Regions from separate parts of the Mus musculus genome. Here region 1 is linked to region 2. Evidence: chromatin loops called from intact Hi-C (ENCODE). Cell type or tissue: heart. All regions are shown on one strand. Each heading gives the region's core, and the rest is flanking DNA. Links, peaks and the distances in the headings are about the cores only.

The links. A loop is a pair of places that touch in the nucleus more often than their neighbours do. Peaks named below come from ENCODE experiments on the same cell type or tissue, not always from the same donor. Only the 100,000 strongest peaks of a DNase experiment are listed, where the experiment ranks them.
Region 1: it touches region 2 in a loop (2.7-fold over the local background); 1 of 42 quality-filtered maps calls a loop at or near these places.

What each region holds. Positions count from the first base shown.
Region 1 is chr19:6,058,320-6,063,687 of GRCm38, reverse strand. It overlaps Fau (Finkel-Biskis-Reilly murine sarcoma virus (FBR-MuSV) ubiquitously expressed (fox derived)), which reads right to left. Exons shown (of 5, transcript NM_007990.4): 2 at 5,363-5,368; 3 at 5,116-5,260; 4 at 4,489-4,544; 5 at 4,164-4,339. The coding sequence ends at 4,214. It overlaps Znhit2 (zinc finger, HIT domain containing 2), which reads right to left and starts at 2,481. Exons shown (of 1, transcript NM_013859.2): 1 at 1,220-2,481. The coding sequence starts at 2,461. The coding sequence ends at 1,262. It overlaps Tm7sf2 (transmembrane 7 superfamily member 2), which reads left to right. Exons shown (of 10, transcript NM_028454.2): 8 at 81-161; 9 at 242-364; 10 at 615-867. The coding sequence ends at 775. In heart, for the core only: a CTCF peak has its summit at 2,352; DNase peaks (open chromatin) are centred at 407, 1,517, 2,507 and 4,497; H3K4me3 peaks cover 3,419 bases; H3K27ac peaks cover 2,464 bases.
Region 2 is chr19:5,909,747-5,915,114 of GRCm38, reverse strand. Dpf2 (D4, zinc and double PHD fingers family 2) reads left to right here and starts at 2,244. Exons shown (of 11, transcript NM_011262.5): 1 at 2,244-2,374. The coding sequence starts at 2,343. Gm42067 (predicted gene, 42067) reads right to left here and starts at 2,161. Exons shown (of 2, transcript NR_168272.1): 1 at 2,043-2,161; 2 at 284-578. In heart, for the core only: CTCF peaks have their summits at 2,238 and 4,731; a DNase peak (open chromatin) is centred at 2,224; H3K4me3 peaks cover 3,497 bases; H3K27ac peaks cover 2,000 bases.

The DNA of each region.
Region 1 (5,368 bases), core at 220-5,219, 150 kb before region 2:
TTTGGACAGGCTTTGGTCAGGGTTAGGCAAAAGGCTGGGACTCCTACCTCACCACCTGCTCGTACCGTACCTTCCCTCAGTTATTGGTTACTACATCTTCCGAGGGGCCAACTCCCAGAAAAACACATTCAGGAAGAATCCTTCTGACCCCAGCGTGGCTGGTAAGCTGGGTCTCTTAGAGGTTATGGGTGAGATGAACCAGGAAGGCTCTGTGGTTCCGTTTCATTAGCTGTATTTCTAGGTCTTGAGACCATCCCGACTGCCACGGGGAGGCAGCTGCTGGTGTCTGGGTGGTGGGGTATGGTTCGACACCCCAACTACCTGGGAGATCTCATCATGGCTCTGGCATGGTCTTTGCCCTGTGGTGAGTGGGTTTTGGAGTAGGTCGGTGTGCCTGGTGGGAGGACTGACTAATCAGTTAATGGAGGTGGACACAAAACCTATGACCCGACACCCTGTGTGCCATCAGCTGTGAAAGCTTTTATATGAAATGGGTGCTAGTGCCTGATCATGCAGCCCCTTCCCACCAGGGCTATCCCATGGGTCCCTTCCCTCCAGGGCTATCCCATGGGTCCCTTCCCTCCAGGGCTATCCCATGGGTCCCTTCCCTCCAGGGCTATCCCATCTGCTGCCCTACTTCTACGTCCTCTACTTCACTGCACTGCTGGTGCACCGCGAGGCCAGAGATGAGCAGCAGTGCCTCCAAAAGTATGGCCGTGCCTGGCAGGAGTACTGCAAGCGTGTGCCTTACCGAATCATACCCTATGTCTACTGAAGCAGGTCCACCTAAGAGGTTGAAAGCAAGAGGAAGCCACTGCTTCCAGAAGGAAAGTATTTTTCCCTGTTGAATAAATGTTTTCAACCTTTCCTGTGTTTTTCTTCTATCCTGGGGCCAGTGACTTGAGGCTTGGGGGTGACTAGTTGACTAAGGAAAGCTTAGAAGTGGTTTGTGGGTCCAAAAGTCTGACGAGGAGAGACAACTGGGCACCTCAGGCCTGGGGGATGTGATGTAGTTCAGTTATAGAGTGCTTGTGTAGCACACAGGACGCCTCGGCTATTCAGCACTGTGTACATTAGCAAGGTGGTTAACCCCTGTAACCTCTCACTGTCCAGGTGGGTGACAGATCAAAGTTCCAGGGTCATCCTCAACTACACAGTAACTTCAAGAGAAGCCTAGGACAGGGCACTATCTTTACGGAAAAGGCACTGCTGACATTCGGGCAGACCAGACACATCTTTATTAATGACATGGATACCCAGTTCAGCCAGGGAGTTCCTCAATGAGAGTCCTTGGAGTGGGTGGCACTGGGCCTCCCCAAAGCCGTTCTAACTCTCCAGTAAGCGTTGCCATCTCCTCAGCTGTCACAGCATGGGCTCGGTGGGCTCTGGCACAGTCTAGCGCCAGGGGTGTGAGGGCAGCCTCGTTTTCGTTGGTCCAAGCCAGCAGGAACTGGCACTTCTTCCGAGCCCGGTAAAGTCGATCTCGCTCTCCACCAATCACAGCCTGCTTCCGGGCTCGTCCCAGGGTCTGAGCTAGGTGCCCCAGTGCTGTCAGAGTGTAGCCTTTCTGATTGACTGGACCCTCGCCCAGCAGGATTCGGGCAACTTCTTGCATAGCACCCCGCGTACCCAGGGGCCCAGGTGGGTGCTCGCCCGCTTCCAGTACGTGGGCTGCGGCCTGCAGGGCTTCCTCTGTAGAGCCAAAGACTTGCTGGGCTCCCAGGGCCCCAGAAACATCGAGCAGGGTGGCACAGAAGTCAGAGAGTAGCGCGTCGTCGTCCCCTCCATGATACAGGGCGAGAGTATGAGCGTAGGCGAACAGCACGTTGGGCAGCTGGAAGCGCACCAGCGGCGATGCCGGGCTGCGGCTCAGACTGGCCAGTGCTGGGATGCGAGCAGGCAATGCTAGCGGTCTGGCGGCACAGGAGTCTTCAGCAAATGGCTCTGCGGCAGCGGCATCATCCCCAGATTGCAGCGCGGTCCTCGCAGGGGCGGGCTCCGGCTCCGCAAGATCTCTGTTCGCGGCATGATCCAGCTCCTCCAGCAAACGTGGGCCGGTGCCGCGGCCCCACCACCAGGGCCGCCACGGAGGCAGAAGGCGTCCGGCTTCGCCACGGCTCAGCAGCCGCTCGAACGCCGCCTTCTCAGCCGGCGTTAAACGTTCCCAAAGTCCAGAAAGGCCGCCCGGCCGCGCCCCGGGCCCGAGGCCTGCTTCCTCGGGCTCATCCTCGGCCTCGCGTTGTTCGCGCAGCCGGCGTAACGCGCCCGCCAGACGGCTGGGCGAAGCGCTTCGGCCACGGAGCTCTCGCAGCACTTGGTCGCGGTAAAAGTCTTCGGCGCAGGCGCCGTGCGCCCGGTAGCAGCGCAGCGAGCAGTAGGGAGCATTGCAGCGCGGGCAGGTGTAGCGCGCAGGCAGCGCTTCCCCGGCCGGGCAGAAGCCGCAGAGCCCAGCGGGCTCCATGGAAACTGGTGCCGCCTGTCCCGTATCAGCTCCGCCACTTCCGGCGCTTCTTTGGTTATTTCCGCCTTTATGTGTGGGGGTGGTTGGCGGGCGTGGCCTCCTTTCCGCACATTTCCGAAACTTCTCGGTAACTTTCGTGTCTCCAGTACTTCTTTGAGCAAGCGCAGAAGTCGTCCAAACTCTTCCAAAGGAACAGGTTTGCTCGCCGAATTTGGGAAAATCATGTCGCTAATCCCAGTTTGTTCTTTATGGTTGTACCAAATTGTACAAAAATAAACTACCTTTTAAATAACAAAACTAACCACCACCACCACCAAACAACACACCAGGGTCTTAGCAGGGCGTAGTGGCATACGCTTTTAATCCCAGCGTTGGCAAAGGTAGTCTGATTTCTGTGAGTTCCTGTAGTCAGTGCTTTCCAGGATACAGCTACATAGTCATGCTCTATCTTGAAAAAAGAAAAGGCCAACAAAATAATAACAACAGGCCGGACAGTGGTGGCGCACGCCTTTAATCCCAGCACTTGGGAGGCTGAGGCAGGCGGATTTTTGAGTTACGAGGCCAGCCTGGTCTACAGAGTGAGTTCCAGGACAGCCAGGGCTACACAGAGAAACCCTGTCTCGAAAAAATATTATTGATAATAATAACAGACAAAAATAAATGAATAAACCCGACATGTTTAACAAATCTGGAGCTCAAAATACGTAACACGTAAGCATATCAAATTGAGGCCAGCCTGGGCCTATGTGAGACCCTGAATCAAACAAACAAACAAACAAAAAACAACAAAACGATAACGAGGGGCTGGAAAGATGGCTTAGCAGTTAAGAGCACTGACTACTTCCAGAGGTCCTGAGTTCAAATCCCAGTAACCACATGGTGGCTCACAACCATCCATAATGAGATCTGATGCCCTCTTCTGAGGTGTCTGAAGTCAGCTACAGTGTACTTACATATAATAAATAAATCTCTTTTAAAAACCAACAATGTGGGCTGGTGAGATGGCTCAGTGGGTAAGAGCACCCGATTGCTCTTCCAAAGGTCCCGAGTTCAAATCCCAGAAACCACATGGTGGCTCACAACCATCTGTAATGAGATCTGACTCCTTCTGGAGTGTCTGAGGACAGCTACAGTGTACTTACATATAATAAATAAATAAATCTTAAAAAACAAACAAAAAAAAAAAAACAATGTTTTCCCTCAAGTTGTGTTGAAATTTAGTTTGTATTGTTAAGCATTATGAGGTCTATAGAGGGGTAGATGGGTGATCTGCCTTAGTGGATCATCTATAGGGCATGCCTGTAACAAAAACACTAGTGCCGTCATAATGGAAAGTGAACCAACACAAACCCAAAAGCTGTCTGGCAGAGCCCATAGAATCTGTACCTTTCCAATACCACTTGTCACATTTCTGTATTTCGGCTCAGCTATCCTTTCAGTAAACACATCCTCTGTGATCTTCTAAGGATTCCTTGTTTTTTTGTTTTGTTTTTCAAGACAGGGCTTCTCTGTGTAGCCCTGGCTGTCCTGGAACTCACTTTGTAGACCAGGCTGGCCTCCAACTCATAAATCCACCTGCCTCAGCCTCCCAAGTGCTGGGATTAAAGGCGTGCCCCACCACTGCCCCCCCCCTTTTTTTCCTACTTGAGACCAAGGCACTTTGCTAGCCTCTAGTCACAGCCTTACAAATGAAGAAAACATAAGAAGTCTGGACACAGTGGCTTTATTAGCATGGCAGGGTGGCAATAGGACTTAGGAATTGGCATTGGGGCCCTTCTTCTTCCCAAAGGTGGGCACAACATTGACAAAGCGCCGGTTGTACTGCATTCGCCTCTTGGCCCGGCCTGTCTTCTTCTTCTTCTTTTCCTGTTTGGCCACCTGAGGAAAGGAAGGACTGATCAGACCCTGGGTGACCTCTCCCATGCCTGCCCACCAGCTTCTCTCCATAAGAGAACACAGACGGGAAATCCAAAGGCCTTCACTTGGCTGTGATAGAAAGAAACAAAGTCCAAACACCAATCACTCACCTTGGGAGTCTGACCTCTCACTTTTCCAGCCCGAGCCAGGGAACCGTGAACTTTACCTGTGTTAGGGGTGGGGAAAGGGATCAGGTTAAGTAGCAAGGTCACGCCCAGAGCAACTCTTCCTCCCTCAACTCTTGAGCTTTTTAATGACAAGTTGGGCCCAACAAAGAATGAAAGTTGCACAGGCTTAGAGACAGGGTCACAACATAGCTGTCCACGTCTTGTCTTCCACTTCAAGTCACAACCAGTTTGTGCAGTGCTGAGAGCTGACAGATACTAAGGCAAGGACTCTAAAAACCAATCCATACTCTTAGCTAACATTCTACACACAGAGCAAAGACAGGAGGAGCACACTGAGAACCTAATAACAAGACTTTAATTATTATTACTTTCCTTTTGCTTTTTTCCTAGACAGAGCTCCTCTGTGTAGCCCTGGTTGGCCTGGAATTCACAGTGATCCGATTGCGTCACTGCCTCCCTACCACCAGGTTTTAGTGGGGATACTGAAAACCAGACTTAACTATCACTACGATCTAAAGTCCCTAGAAGGCACAAGTATACTATCAGAGAAAGGACCTATCACATGGTTTACCTACAGACATTCCATTAGCTCTGAAAAAAAGCACTCACCTCCCAGCATGCGGCCTGCTACTTCCAGAGTGGTCAGGGCCTCTACGCCACACTGGCCTAGGGTGGCCTCATCCTCCAGCGGCGAGCCTGCCAGAAGCACGACTTGATCTTCGGGGGCAATGCCTTCCAGGGAGGCCACATGATCCTTAAGGAAAAAAAGGAGCAATGTTTATAAGTAGACAAACTTTCCCCGTGGGCCTGGAGGTAAAGGAGTGCAGTTAGGAATCAGGGATCAGTACATACTTACTTTGAT
Region 2 (5,368 bases), core at 55-5,054:
AAGTCAGTCTTTTCCTGTTTGTCTTCTGAATAAGATGTAGAACTCTCAGCTCCTCCTGGATGCTGGATGTCTACCTGGATGCTGCCAAGCTTCCTGCTATGGTGATAGACTGAACCTCTGAAACTGTAAGCCAGTCCCAATTAAATATTGTAATTATAAGAGTTGCCTTAGTCATGGTGTCTAACTAAGATAGCGTCCCATTGAGCCAGGGTGTCTATAGTGGTCAAAAGAGAATGTTGGATCTTGGAGTTGGATTTATACAGAGCCGCTGTGTAGTGTGAGCTTAGGTTTTTCAAAACTGACTTTATTTGGGGTTCTTAACCCTCCCTTTTAGCCCACCAACCAGAGGTAGGGAAAAAGCAAGGTTAAAGGCAAAGGGAGTTGTGGACCTGATTAGAAGTACTTGCTTTGGGCGATTCCACTCTTCCGTGTCAGGATATAAGCAGCCCAGTTCAATAGCAAACACCAAACATGAATCTGTAGCAGTAGCACAATCCAGCAGGAACAGCCAGGCTCTGCTGAAGCGGCCAGAGTCAGCCAGGATACCACGAGACGTTGTTTGGCGAGTGAGTTTCTCCCTATGAAGTGAAGACCAGCGAAGCATTGATGGTATAGCCATGCAAGAACTCCCTCTCATTGTTCGTGGGGTTCCAGTTATATTCTTTCTAAACATCACACACTCTCTCAGGTATCTGTTTTCGGCAAAATATTACATGTCCTCTCACAAGACAGCTTCCAGAAAAACATCACATGATGTGACTAAGTTGTTAAGGAAACCAGAAGTTTCCACTTGAGTGGAGGCTCTGGGAACTTTTGCTGTTTGTTGCTATTGTCCCTCAGGTTTTCTATGTAGCCCCAGTGGCTTGGAGCTTGTGTAGCCTGCATGGGCCTTGAACTTGTGGCAATCCTCCTACCTCCTAAAGAAAAAAAGACAATCTATGCATACATATACATATACACATATATATCAGGTCCAACATGGACAGAGAGTAGATCGCTTCTAAATCCATTGAAACCGAGGTTTGGTGACTTTGTTAGGAGTTATTTCAAAAGGCCTGGTGGGAACAAAAGCACTCAGTAAGCAGAAGAGAGCCTAGGAAAACAGGGCAGTACAGAATACGAATGAAAATCTGCTTAGAAAGAGTGAAAAGAAATGGGCTGAGATGCAGTGCCAATGGGCTTAAGGGAGTCCTGTTGGTTTCTTCTTCTTCTTGTTTTGTTTTTGTTTTTGCTTTTGTTTTTTTGAGACAGTGCTTCTCTGTGTAGCCCTGGCTGTCCTGGAACTCACTTTGTAGACCAGGCTGGCCTTAAACTCAGAAATCCTCCTGTCTCTGCCTCCCAAGTGCTGGGATTAAAGGTGTGTGCCCCTACCGCCCGGCTGGTTTCTTCTTTAAGGGGAAACATGTTTGTTCATGGATTTGCATAACTCGATACTGAAGGAGAAATAAATAGTATAGAACTAAGAGGGCTAGTCACACCAGTGAAAACTTTCAATGTGGAGAATGGCTTGGTAATAGCAATCAAGGGCTTGTGGGATGACACAGCAGATACGGACTCTGGGCACCACGCCTGACAACCTGACCACCATCCCCCAGGTACAAAGTAGAATGAAAGAACTCACATCCCCAAGCTGCTCTCTCACTCTTACACATATGCTATGGCACATGCACGCACACAAAGACAGACATACAGAGCAAAGGAATGGAGAGAGAGGGAGAGGGGAGAGGGAGAGAGAGGGAGAGGAAGAGGGAGAGAGAGGCAAGCAAGAGAGAAGAGGTGGGTGCCAGTGAAGTTCAAGGACCGGGTTTACTGGCAGGAATTGTCCGAATGAGAGTCAGGCCCAAGAACAGCCCATTTTGGGCACTCACTTTCCATTCTCTAAAATGGGCTGACTGGGAACAGAGGTACCTAAAGGACTGGGACTCTGACCTTTCACTACCTACCCACCAATCTCTCCCTGTGTGTCAACCTCGTGGCTAACGGCCAGCCAGGCAGGACACTGTTTGCAACTTCTAGCCTATCCGCGTGGCCTTTTCACTTACCTTTCTCACTTTCCAACCGAGCCAGATCTCCTAGCTGAGGCGTCACTAAATGGAGGGGAGACGGATCTCTAGAATGAGCTGCAGAGGGCATGTAAGTTTTCCAATCGCGCCTGCGCACTGGGATCCTAGGCTCCTTCAGGACAGGTCGTTCTCGAGCGCTCGCTCTCGTGGGCCTGTGCGTGCGCGCACCCCCTAGCTGCGCCTGCGCAGAGGGTCGAGGACCCTGTGTCCTGAGAAGGCTTAGCGCCTGCGCGTTGTAGGTTTCGGGGCCTCCCGGCCTGAGGGAGAGGAACAGGGAAGATGGCGGCTGTGGTGGAGAATGTAGTGAAGCTGTGAGTGGTCTTTTTTGTTTGTTTGTCTCTTTTTTCTTTTTTAATCTCTCATGTACCAGAAATCTTGTAAAGGACCTGGGAGTAGAGAGGGAGGTGCGGGAAGAGACAAGGTAGAGAGAAGGACATGCCCGGGAAGTCCTTGCTGTGCGACTGCTGGGAGGGAGGGCAACAGGAGACTCGGGAGACGGCGCTGGGCTTCTTTTGGAAACTTGTGGAGGACTGGAGGGGGGCACACCGGAGCCCCCGACGGGTGTCCTCCTCGCGGGCCGAGCCCCGAGCGGAGCTGCGGGCTGCGAAGGAGAGGCTCACGGTCCCTGGCCCCTCTCTGGAGACGCGTCAGTCCCGCCAAGCCGAGGCCGGCGGCACTAGGAGATCGGGGTCCCCTCCCCGCCCACCGCCGTCCCTGGGGCCATAGGCTCCGCCGTCCCTGCGGAGTCCTAAGACTTAAGCAGCCTGGTGACGTTAACCGGGAAATCCGGGGTCCACGAAACTAAAAATGTTCTTGGGAAGAACTGGTCCAAGAGCAGAACTTCGGGGAGTGGGGAACTAGACCGGAGCCAGATGGCCTTCCAGTCCGCAGGAGCCCTGAGGTGGGCGTTCTCTGTCCCCCAGATGCCATTGTGCGGGTCAGATTTCCAGTGGAGCTGAAATAAACGGTTGTTGGGCGACACCGGGAACGGGGACTGGCCTGCTAGTCGCTTCCCCTCAGTTGGAGATGTTTGGATGAGGCTCTTCCTTCCTTCTTGAAGAAGAATCAGAGTTTTGGAACGGGGTGCCCATTGGATTTAAGAATGGCCTTCTCTTCCCTTAATGGCCATGTTAGACGTGATGTAAGGATAGAGAAATTGAAGTGTTTCAGCTGTCCAATCAAAGCTTTTGGATTCTGGATGACAAAGTAAAGGTTTTGGAACCATTCTGGAGGACTTTTCGCAGCTTTATCTGTCTTTGTCGTGGGCTGAGCCCCAATCGTCCCAAGAGGCTTTTAAAAAATTTTTTTTAAGGTTAAGTTGCTTCTTCCCTGCTGCTTGCAGCCCCTTTCTTTGAAAATGCTTTTCCACTTCCATTAAGCTAAGTGCCTTCTCTTGTGGCTTTTTTTTTTTTTTTAATCTCGCTTTTGGCTTCATCCTGCTGCCTATTTCAACCACCCCTCCTCCCAACGCTATTATCTCTGTGATCTGCCCACTCCGGATCCCCGGCTCTCTTCAGGCTGACATTTCCCTCAATTTAGAAATGAGGCTGTTAATTTACCAATTTTATAGTTCTCCTTCTGGACTCAGAAGTTAAGTCTTTATTACCCTGCCTTTCTCTTTGTTGGACCCCCCTTATTCCCCTGGAAGGGGAGTTGTCCTGTGCCCCCTCCCCACCCCCCAGGTTTCCTGTGAAAGGAGGAGTCACAGCTTTTACCCTGAAAATCTTACTGTCTAAAAGAATATGCTTGCCTAGGTTTTCAGAATTAGATGTCAATGGAGTTCTTCATGTTGAAAGATGGTCTGGCAGAAAATGGAGTTGCCAACCCATTGGTGTAGTATTTTAAGTGTTGGGTGCCCATTTAAATAGAGCATTGCTCTTCATGCCTCTTTAACTCACTGGTTCCTGAGTATCAGTGGGGCACTAACTTGCTTCTCCTCAGCTGTAGTGCAGAAGACTGGAAGCTCCTAACATGTTCCCCGGGGAACTTTCCCTTTACAGGGAAGGCTTTGATTCTCACACCATTCTCACTCTGGAAAGATGCCTTTCTGATGCCTTTTTAAAAAAAATAGTATGCTTCTGTCTTCTGTCAGCTGCCATCACTCACTGAGGGAAAGACCACTAGCTCATCTTTTTCATTTTTTGCCGTGTGAGAAGACTTTCTGTCTTAATTTTCTGTTTTTCTCAATTACAACGTCATGGTTGAAATAGTCTTTATAGTGGTCTTATTAGAGTAAATACTAGTGTTAAAATAACCATGGCTGCCAGCTAGTTTTTAAAACTTTCTAGAGTTATATAAGGCTATCCATAGAATAACAGAAGCTTGGAATTTTTTGCTACAGAGTCTTGAATTTGTGTGCACTCTCCTCTTTTGCTCTCTTCACACGCACACATGCACACACTCATGCAGTCTTATCCGGCCATCTTTCCTACTAGAGCACCTGCTTGGCCTTCTAGAATCTTACCTGGCCTGCAGGGGCCCCGACTGGACGTTCCAGTCATCCCTCCAGGCCTCCCTCAGGCTCCGCACTCTGACTTTGCAGTCTTCAGCCCCACAGGGCTGGTCCTTTCTTCCGTTTGACTTCCAGTGTCAGTATCAATTCCCATCAGCAGAAACAAAGGAGCTGCTGCAGTCAGCCTTGTTTATCCAATTTTCCTGTGTGGTAAGGACGTGGCTGCCTCCTAAAGGCGAGCCAGTGTGAGCCTGCTCTCTTCTGTGCTGTGCTCTCCAGCACATTTATCCCTTAATTATAGTTATTCCTGCTCACTGAACCCACTCAGGCTGTACTTGTAGTGTTGCTGTGTGTGCTGTGTTTGCTGGGAACAAACTAAGCTGTGCAGTGGTCTCTTGTGACTGCTCAGTGAAAGTCCCCATCAGAGTCTACATTAGGGCTTGTTGATACAGCTTTAGTAATAGCATTAGACACTGAGACCTTACTCCTTCCTGCTTTTCATGCATTCTTATCCCTATTCTCTTCATCAGAATCCTGGTAGGTCAGAGCTCATCTAGTCTAACTGCTCCAATCTATGGGAGAGGAATGGAGGTTCATACAGGTTACTTAGTTACATGGCTGTGTCCATGTGGTGGTTAGAGCCAAGCCAGGCTTTTCACTCCCAAATCCACCCTGATGCGATCTAGACACCTTATGGGTAAACGGGATGCTATGGGTAAGAAGTCCTTTCTGCCCTCAGTGTGTGCTTTTTGAGGCTAGGAATGTGGCTCAGTTGGTAGAGTGCTTGTTTAGCATATAAGAGATCCTGGTTTGATTAGCCAGCACCCTAAAACTGCATGTGGTAGTGCTTGTG